Linked DNA regions of Homo sapiens: all the other regions are linked to region 2. A link is a contact called in ENCODE Hi-C or POLR2A ChIA-PET data. All regions are on one chromosome and are shown on one strand. The core of a region is the stretch at or near the end of the contact, and the rest is flanking DNA. Distances in the headings are between cores, read along the strand shown. Region 1 overlaps PITPNM2 (phosphatidylinositol transfer protein membrane associated 2). Region 2 holds the start of ABCB9 (ATP binding cassette subfamily B member 9). Region 3 overlaps PITPNM2 (phosphatidylinositol transfer protein membrane associated 2).

The links. Hi-C counts contacts between places; a loop is a spot of excess contacts on that map. ChIA-PET counts read pairs that join two places held with the same protein, here RNA polymerase II (POLR2A). Pooled maps may share reads with other maps.
Region 1: a pooled map shows a loop between it and region 2 (2.2-fold over the local background). The contact joins the enhancer-like site here to the promoter of ABCB9 in region 2. A Hi-C loop is called at or near these places in 6 of 168 maps with a recorded cell type or tissue (CD4-positive, alpha-beta memory T cell, CD8-positive, alpha-beta T cell, HepG2 and 2 more) and 13 of 50 pooled maps. POLR2A ChIA-PET finds 5 or more read pairs at or near these places in 17 of 52 experiments (BJ, CD4-positive, alpha-beta T cell, CD8-positive, alpha-beta T cell and 11 more).
Region 3: a loop to region 2 is called in a pooled map, with 2.2 times the contacts of the local background. The contact joins the enhancer-like site here to the promoter of ABCB9 in region 2. A Hi-C loop is called at or near these places in 6 of 168 maps with a recorded cell type or tissue (CD4-positive, alpha-beta memory T cell, CD8-positive, alpha-beta T cell, HepG2 and 2 more) and 11 of 50 pooled maps. POLR2A ChIA-PET finds 5 or more read pairs at or near these places in 18 of 52 experiments (AG04450, BJ, CD4-positive, alpha-beta T cell and 12 more).

What each region holds. Positions count from the first base shown.
Region 1 is chr12:123,083,518-123,086,550 of GRCh38, reverse strand. The region is part of intron 2 of PITPNM2 (phosphatidylinositol transfer protein membrane associated 2); the gene reads left to right. It overlaps PITPNM2-AS1 (PITPNM2 antisense RNA 1), which reads right to left. Exons shown (of 3, transcript NR_038290.1): 3 at 1,807-3,033. Among named protein-coding and RNA genes, the nearest start is that of PITPNM2-AS1, 3.6 kb to the right of the region's middle. RefSeq lists enhancers at 515-809, 1,249-1,388, 2,797-2,996 and a silencer at 515-809. Within about 2 kb of position 1,395, at least 12 of the 41 ENCODE cell types and tissues checked have a DNase peak (open chromatin) inside an H3K27ac peak, as active enhancers do.
Region 2 is chr12:122,965,131-122,968,395 of GRCh38, reverse strand. It overlaps ABCB9 (ATP binding cassette subfamily B member 9), which reads left to right and starts at 1,933. Exons shown (of 12, transcript NM_019625.4): 1 at 1,933-2,109. RefSeq lists a silencer at 1,625-1,914 and enhancers at 1,679-2,484, 2,485-3,265.
Region 3 is chr12:123,061,224-123,064,258 of GRCh38, reverse strand. All of the region lies in intron 2 of PITPNM2 (phosphatidylinositol transfer protein membrane associated 2), which reads left to right. Among named protein-coding and RNA genes, the nearest start is that of PITPNM2-AS1, 19 kb to the left of the region's middle. Within about 2 kb of position 1,263, at least 25 of the 41 ENCODE cell types and tissues checked have a DNase peak (open chromatin) inside an H3K27ac peak, as active enhancers do.

The DNA of each region.
Region 1 (3,033 bases), core at 146-2,645, 120 kb before region 2:
CGACTGGCCCCTTCCCCTGTCTTCAGGATCGCTGACCCACACCTCCTGGCCAGCATTAAGGGATTAATGTTGTACTTCCATTATAATCCATGTATCATTACCATTTACCGACCTTTGACCATGTCCCAGCCATATGCTAAACACTTACTATACATCATCTCATTGTAGTCCTCAGAAAAGCCCAAGAGACAAACACTGTCTTCACCCCCATTTTGTAGAAGAGAAAACCGAGGTTTAGAGGGTTGAAGGAACTAGCCAAGGCCCCCAAGCTGGTAAATGATGGAGCCAGGACCTGATGCCCCCTGCAAGCTGCTTTTCTGTAGCCAGGGAGCAGGAAGGTGCTGGCATGTCATAGTGTTGGGGCCCTGGCTTTCCTGTTCTTGCTCACGGCTACCTTGCCTGGCTCCAGCAACCTTCCCGGTATTTTTCTAACTGTAGATGGTCAGAGAGGACCTCCCTGTGAAAACCTAAATAAACGTAGGAAGCAGGTTACGGAATATCGGGAAGTGCATTTCAGGAAAAGGGTGCAGTGAATGCCGAGACCAGGAGGTGCCTTCCAGGGAGGTGTCCACAGAGACTTCTCAGCCCCTGCCTGCCCTGTGGCATCTGGCTGGCCGCCAGGGAGACAGGGCATCCTGGCTTAGTCATGCTGGCTCACACAAAGAGCCCTTCTCTGAAGGTCCCTGGTGTTCATACATGACAAGACAGGCCCTGTGAGCCTCTGCGCTGTGCTTTAAGCATTGAGTCTGTCTGGGGGCAGTTTGCAGAGGGTCCCACCATTGTCCCTGTGGAGTTATTGGCCATCCTGTATCTTCAAGTTGCATTTTGGAGAGTGGGCTTTTTTCTCCTTGTATTTTTTTTTATTGTGGTAAAATATACATAACATAAAATTTTCTGTGTTAACCACTTTTATGCGTATAGTTCATTGGCATAAGTACATTTAGAATGTGTGTAACCATCACCCCTATCCATTTCCAGAATTTTTTTTATCATCCCAAACAGAAACTGCACCCATTAACTAACAACTCCCAACCCTTTTCCTCACCCCCAGTAGCCTCTGCCGTACTCTTTGTCTCTATGGATTTGCGTCTTCTAGATGTTTCATAGGAACAGAGTCTTGCAATATGTGGCCTTTTGTGTCTGGCTTCTTTTGCTCAGCATCATGTTTTTGAGGTTTGTCTGTGTTGTAGGGGGTGGGCTTTTTGAAGCAAAGGGGATGTCAGCACTGTGTGCTGACCCTATACCAGGTGCTGCCAGGGAGCAAAAGAGGAAGAGAAGCCCAGGTCCTGCCCAGGAGCCCCCATCTGGGTCACGCAGATGGCGCTAGCTCACACCTACTTAGTTACTCCTCAGCTCCTGGATCTACCTGTTTGCATCTCTCCAGACAGGTGCCCCTCGAAATCAAGGACTCAGTTCCACATGTAGCACTCTACGGTGCATGCCACAACTCTAGGTTCATCTCAGGGCCTGATTTCTGTGCTTGGGCACCTGACATCTCTCAGCCTTGTCTCTCCCATCTGTGGAATGGATCTGGTTCTCTATTAAGAGCCATACTTGGCCCGATTAAGCTGGCTTCCCAGAGTCAGCTCAGAGCTGACCCTTGATGGGGGAGGGGGGTGTGTGGGATGGTGCTTCTTAGATTATGACTTTTTTATTTATTAAAAATTAATTCAGGGACTTTGATGTATCAGACTTTAAAAGGAGTTGACAGGTCACATGGTCTCTGAAAGCACAGGGCTGGTAATCCATTTAAGAAAACATTTTCTTCTTCTTTTTAATTTAATGGAGGAAATCATTAGCTGGGAAATTGGTAGAACTGATTTATTCTTGTTTTGGGGAAGGGGAGTGGAAGAGAAAATCTGCTTTAATTGCTGCTGGTGCTAGAAATATCTCAGCAAAATATTCCCATCAGCTGGGCCTGGCATGAGAGGAGGTAGTAGGCTAAGCGTTCGTCTCTTCACCCATGCTCTGGGGGCAGCGGAGGGGCTCTTTCTGGCCCCAGGTGGGTGGCCACGATGTCAGCAGTGGCAAATGTTCAAAGTTGCAGCCTTGGCTCCCTGGTGCTCCAGTTCCTCCCAAGCCTGAATGCACGGTGTGGTTCTGGTCGGGGGCTGGGTCCCAGAGAGCTCATGCTCAAGCCTTATTCCCAGGGAAACAGGACCAGGACCCCCGTCTGGGAAAAAGGACTACGTGCCTCTGGGGCTTCATCTGGTTCCAAGGGGAGGCAACTGGGTTCACCCTAAAAATAACCGAAGATGCAAACAGCTTCAGCATGCAAATGTTTTTCATATCTGTGGGCCAGATAATTTAAAGGTACAGCTGTTTTTCCACTGTCCCAATCTGTTTGTTTTTCCTGAAGCAGGGAGGAGGCCTGGGGTGAGCTGAGCCCTTCTGGGGTCACCATCGTCCAGCATCTCTGGCTGAGGTCTGCCTGGGTGCCCAGCTGCTGCCCTCTCTTTAGATGCCACCTTCCCGGGGTCACCCCAACCCTGTGACTCTCAGCAGGCCCTCAAGGGTCCCTGTCATGGAGCAGGAGCTGCCAGCAGGCCTGGCCTGAGTGCAGTCACCCCAGCAGGCTTGCTGAGGTTGGGGAGGTGGTCCACCTGATTTCAATTCACCAAGCTTGTTAAGCTCAGAAAAATGGGTGAAGGAGTTTTCAGAGAGAGGGAGGCTATAAATAGCCTGGCAGGACGAGGAAGTGAGAGGTTAGTGATTGTCAAGGTTGTACCCCAGCTCCTGGCCAGCTGCCACATCTCCAGGTCTCCCGAATGCCCCCAGGCTGCTGCCCCTCCACGATGTGCTGGCTTCAGGCTCTGTTGGCCAAATTCTGGTGTTCCAGGACCTTCCTGGCCTCCATGCCTCTTCCTGGTGGCTGCTGCCTTGTGAGGCTCCAGGGCACATTGTCACCTCCATGGCTGGGGACTCTCATCTACCCATGTCATAATCCTCCCATAGACATGTTACATCTGGGGGAAAGACTCGAAGCAGTTAGCCATCTGGGAGAAGCCTACCATCAAGTGGGGCGTCCTGCCA
Region 2 (3,265 bases), core at 684-3,183:
CACTGGCCTTGTCACATTTTACCTTTACCTGATGCAGTCGATATCTTTATTACCCCATTTCTCTGATGAGAAAACAGGCTCAGATAGGCAAAGTCACCTCTTTAAGGTCACACAGCATAAATGACAGAGCCCAGCTCTGAGTGACTCCTGCTTTTTGGACAGTCCATCCAAGATATCGTCTTCAAGTACAATTAGATATTTGCCTTTGTTTTTGCACCAATAGTAACATGGTTCAACTTTATTCTCTCCTTGGTTTTTACTCAATACATTTAGGAGGTCATTCCATACCTTTATATAACTCTATGTCTTCTATTTTTTTTTTTCTGGCTACAGAGTATTCTGTTGAACAGGTGTTCTCTAATTATTTGGCCAGTTCCCTATGGAAGGGTATTTAGGTTATTTCCAGACTTTTGCTACTGTAGTAACTACCTTTAAGCTAGTACCTTAGCTCCCTTGCACAAGTCTATCTGTAGAGGAAATTCCTTCTGGGTTAAAAAAAAACATAGTGTTGTAAGTTCTGAACAAATTCCCCTCTAAAGAAGCTGTCCCACCAAGTAGCAGAGGACATTTCCAATTCAGAGAGTGCTCCAAAAAGCCTCTGTTCAGGGCTGGGCACACATGGCTCACGACTCTAATCCCAGCAGTTTGGAAGGCCAAGGAGGGCAGATCACTTGAGGTCAGGAGTTTGAGACCAGCCTGGCCAACATGGCTAAACCCCATCTCTACTAAAAATACAAAAATTAGCCAGGCGTGGTAGCGGACACCTGTAATCCCATCTACCTGGGAAGCTGAGGCAGGAGAATCACTTGAAGCTGGGAAGCAGAGGCTGCAGTGAGCTGAGAACTCGCCACTGCACTCCATCCTGGAGTCTCTGTCTCAGGAAAAAACAAAGCCTCTGATCAGAGGATCCAGGGATGTGGGCAGTTCTAGCCCCACCTGCTGCCCCTCTGGGCCGTAAGTCCACTCCCCCACCCACTTCCCACGGTTCAGGCCACATGGACCCTTTTCTGGTCCTCAAGTGGCCAAGTTGGTTCCCACCTCAGAGCCTTTGAACTTGCAGGCCTTAGCGTAGGATGTTCCTCCCTCCCCGTGGCTCACGCCTTCTCACCTTTCACTTACACAATTTTATTTATTTTACTGCATCCAGTACCTGAATGGCCTTATGCACTTACTTGCTGATGTTCTGTCCCCTTCACGCCATGAAGGCTGGGAGTTTTCTGTCTTTTCACACACAGCTGTGTTCCCAGCACCTGGCAGTCACTGAGGACATATCGCTGCCTCCCCTCTCCAATGCCCCGAATCCCTGATCTTGCACCAATTTTCTCCGTAAAATGTATTCCCTTCCAATATATCTCATTTGCTTATATGTGTTGTCTGACACCCTCACTAGAATGTCAGCTCCAGAAGGGCAAGGATCTTGTTTTGTTAATTGTTTAATTTCAAATGCTTAAAAGGGCATATGGCACGCCGTAGGCACTGGATAAATATCTGTTGGGTGAACGAATGAAAGAATAAGTGAATGAATGAGGACCATAACCCACCCTCCTGGACTGGCTGGCTGTCCCTCCAGGGAAAAAGGCCAGTTAAAAAGCTGGCCTCCTTCAGGTGAAACCATTTCCGTCCCCTCAGGATGGGCCCGTGGCTCCAGGTGGAGGCCAGCACGCAGTGTGGAGGGCCTGGTTGGCCAGATGTGGGAGGAGTTTGCCACAGGTGAGCAGGTGGCCAGCTGTGGCCCCGCCCCCAGGAGGCCCGTCCCCACCCGGAGGCTTCGCCAGCCCCCTCCTCGGGGGCCCCGCCCCGTCCAGGAAAGCCCGCCCACTCCTCCTGAGGCCCCGCCCCTCCCGGGAGGCTCCGCCGGTCCCTGCCCCAGGATCCCCGCCCCCTCCGTCACTGAGGCCCCGCCCCGTCCATCAGCCTGTCTCAACGCACGCCAGTCTCAGCTCCGACCTTGCAGCGGCGCAGCGCGGGTGGGAGGCGGGGAGGAGCAGCGGGAAGAGCGGAGCGAGGACCGCGTCCGGCGCAGTCTTCAATGAGCAGCGCGGAAACTGCACCCCAGACCCGAGCCTGCTGCGCGCCCCCTCCCAGAGCTCACCTGGTGCCAGGTAACAGGTAAGGGCAAGGCACCCTAGACCCCTGGTTTTGGGACCTTTCCAGGCCAGGGTGCCAGGCCAGGCACGCGTTGGGGGGCGTCTGGGCACCCCTGCCTCGGTGGGAATAGGCATCTCGGTTGAAGGTGGGAGCCTCCCTGGAGCCCTCCCGGAGCCCGCAGCCGCAGCTCCCAGCCCCCATCCCTGCAGCATCCTTTCCGCGCCCGTAGGGCGAATGTTGCCATTTTTTTTAACCCCCAAGGCGCCGCTGCCTCTTGGAAAATGTGGGAGGTGTTGGAGGATCCTGGGATGGCTGTCGTTCCCCCAGGACGGGGCTGGCGCGCCTTCTGAGGGCTCCCACTGTCCATGTCAGGGCTTCCCAGGGATCCTGAGCACCAGGGCTTTGGCAGAAGCCTGGGGGATCTGGCCTGTTCCTGCTGACCTGGGCAAAGCCCTTTTCTCAGTCTCCTCAGCAGGCCAGTGGGCTGCCGCTGCTCCCCGCCATCCACGCTGGCAGTGAGGCCTGTAGGTTCCCAGGGGAGCCTCTTTTATTTCTGGGCCTCTGGAAAAAAAAAAAAAGCCTCCTCCCCCGGCCTGACATTAACTGAGACAGCTTTAAGCTGGGCTGACAGGATCCCCGCCTCTGCCCATTCCCCTTTTCCGGATAGTGCAGGGCCGGGTGACAAGAGGAGGCTTGGAGGGAGGGCACCTCGCGCCTCTCTGCCTCTCCTAGAGCTGAGAGCACCTGAGACAGCTTCTCAAGTCCCAGAGTGAGGCTGGGCCCCACGTGGGCTGCCAGAGGCTCAGCAGGGATGAAATCAGGATGGACCCACGCAGACCCAGCCCGCTCCTGCCCCAGAGCCAGGGACCCCCACAGTCAGGCCCTCCCACCCAGCAGGCCTCTGTCAGTCAGTGCTTTGCTGCGCAGCGAATGGAATGGGCTTATCTGGGTCTGGGCCCACACCGGGGTAAAAAGCTCACCATGTCAGGGGTGAACCGAGGCCACTGGGCCACCCAAGTTCTTTGGCCCCTTTTCTTGCAATCCCTGAATAGCCTGGACAGGGGACCCCCGAGTCTCCATCCTGGAGACCCTGGATGCGGGTCTCCATCCTGCCTTCGTCCTTTTTCTGCGTGTCACTTAACCTCTTCTGTCTCCCCAGCTGTAAAACGAAGCTGAT
Region 3 (3,035 bases), core at 14-2,513, 97 kb before region 2:
TCTCTTGGTTTCCATTTTCCAATTTGGAGTGGGGAGAGTGCGTCTGTCTGCCTGCTGGCAGCGTTGCTGGGAGGGTCGAAACAGTGAGCAACGGCCCCAACCCTGGGAAGGCTGGCAATAATGCATAGTGACAAAATGATATCAATGATTTGTTTCCCCTAGTCCTGACTGTTTTGAGTGTGGGGACACAGTTCTTTAGCAGGGCTGATCCCCAGCATCACCATCACCATCACCATCATCATTATAGTAATAATAGCGGCTGCTGCTGTTGCTTGGGTGTTGTGTGCTGGGTGCTTTACATTGATTGTCTGTTAATTTATTCCCCTTACTACCCTATGAGGTGTGTGTGGTATTGGACTAGGTCCACATACCTATAAAATGAAGGTCCACATACCTTCACCTATAAAATGAAGAACTGAGGCTCAGAGAGTTTAAGTAACTTCCTTAAGACCAAGTGAGGGGTGGAGCTGTGTGATCAGAGCACCATTCTGATGTCAAAGCCTGAGTTCTGCCTGCAATGCTGTGACCCCTCCTCCAGGGGTCCCTGCTCTAGGCTTTTCCTTCCAGACCTGGAGCCTGGTCTCGTGGGGGCTGCTCTTGGCAGCCAGAGCATCCAGTAGGTCTCATCTGCATTCTGACCAGAGAGCCCTGGTGTAGGACAGAGACCCACAAGGGGCTCTGCCTCCAAAGAGAGCCCTGGGGGAGAGGGAGACGCTTCTGGGACTGAAGGGGCCACTTATTTTAGCCCCCTCTTTTAAATATTATGCATTTAAGCAACGTCACAGAACAGAGTCAGCAAGCACTTCCTAAGCACCAGCTGTGTGCCAAGCCCTGGGGGCTCCTGTGTGCCTCTCACCAAGCCCAAGAGGCCTGTTTCACTCAGACTTTGCAGGTGAAGAAATGCAGCCCAGCCAGGGGCGCAGGCCACCTGCCCAAGGCCACCTATCTAAGGCCACCGGCTGGGCAGTGGCAGTGCTGGTACCAGAGCCAGGTCTGCCTGGCATACCTGCCCCTTCTCCACACTGCAGAGATGAGGAAGCTCTCAACCACCAAGCCCTGCCGTGTTCCTCATTCCTGCCTACCCTTGCTTGCCCAGTCACAGGCCTGGAAACACAGGCCTTGCCCTGAGCAGGGGTCAGCGGGCCCTGGGGCAACACAGGTTCCGTCAGCAGAGCTGGGCTCTGCGTCCTTGTGGACCTATGTGCCCGCAGGCCTGTGTTATGAATATATTTATAGGCATTGCTGTTTGTGTGTGTGTGCACATTTGCTTTCGTGTGTGACTCATCTCTTTGGACTGTGTTCCCCAAGGTCACAGGGCCTGGTGAGTTTTAGAGGCAGAGCACATGTCACCCCTCATCTGTCCTGCATTGGTAGTGGGGTGAAGCAGGGGTGATATGCAGTTGGTTCACACAGATATGTGGTGAAAACATTGATGTGCAGATCCACAATTCCTTATCCTCAATTCCAAAATCCAGCACACTGAAAACCAGACACTTTTTTGTAACTCATTTGGCAGCAAAATTTTTCCTGAACTGAGGTGAGGCTATTTATAGTCCAAGTGAGGCTATTTATAGTCTTTATGTATTCTATATTCATGTCTTTCACTGCAGAGAGTTCAATGTATTTGTTTATTGGATGCTGCTGAGATATGCAGCTTTACCTGTCTAAAGTTCAGGATATTCTGAAATCCTAGATACATCTAGCCCCAAGAGCAAGAGTGCTGTACTTTTTTTTGCTGGTAAATAGCCTCTGCCCCTGCCCCGTCCCCCTTATTGTCCCTTCCCTGGGATTTCTGGAGCTAAGTGGGCAATGCTGTCCACAGGCACCTCCAGGATTCCCCCAGCCCCACAGCCAGCAGCAGTGCCCAGGGGTTAGATATTTTTAGTATTCCTGTGGGTGACAGAACACATCTTGGTTGCCAGGCATAGTGTTCTACCCCCTCACTGGACGTATTACCACCTCCCTTTACAGATGAGTAAACCAAGGCTCAGTTGCAAGTATCAGATCTAAGGACGGAGAGATGAGAAGTGCAGGCGCTGGACCCCAAACTTTCCCTTCCACCTGGCTGCCTGTCTGGGAGGGAGTCTGGGGACTCAGGAACCTGTCTCCCTGGATTTGTTGAAATGGGAAGCAGCAAGCATCAGGGTCCCAGGTGCACCGGAGGGGAGCAGACAGATGCAAGCCAGGCTGCTCTACTTGGCAGGGAGAAGGAGGAGGAGGAGCAGGGGCCCCTCAGTTGCTGCAGGGCCTCCCTAGGAACTTACCGCCTACCTCTACACCGTAGTTCCTGCTTCTCAGAGTCCCTTTGTTAGAACACCTGTGCCTTCCTCCGCACCCAACTCCATCTCTTCCCAGCAGCCAGCCCTCATAGCTGCTCCGGCTCTTGGGTCTTTCCTCCAGAACTCTCTGAAGCCACTGGCACATAGGGAGATGGCATAACTTTGTCCAAACTCTGTCGGCAGCTGTTCTTGGGGACCCTGCTAGCAGCCACCTTCTCCTACAACCTTCAGAAGCTCCCTTGGATGCAGGAGCTTTGTCAGGGCCTGAAAGCCCCAGGCTTCCCCCTTTTTCTGACTCCCCAGTGTACAAGTTCTTTCCCATTTCCTGTGAGACGCATCATCTTGTGATGACCAATGACTCCCACCATCCACCACATTGACCCTGGCTCAGAAGCCTTTGGTCTGAGAAGCTTCTTGCCCACTGGGACGCCTCCTATCCACCCTGCCCAAGCCATGCCTGACGTGCCATAGTGCAGTGAGAGGGCCTACTCTTGGACAGTGGAGAGATCTGGGACAGGGTTATGGCTGTAGTGGTTAACCATCCTTGGATTGTAGGCACGTCAGCAGACCTCTCCAGAGCTTGTTTCCTGTTTCCTCATCTGCAGAGTGGGCTTAGGGTTGGCTGCCCTCACAGAGCTGTTGATGAGGATTGGCCTTAGGGCAGGCATCCTGCATAGACCGTGCCTTGTCATGAGCCCTGTTACCCTTCCCCCATTCCACTAGCAGGGTCTTTCTTCCTGTATACCCATTAAGGGG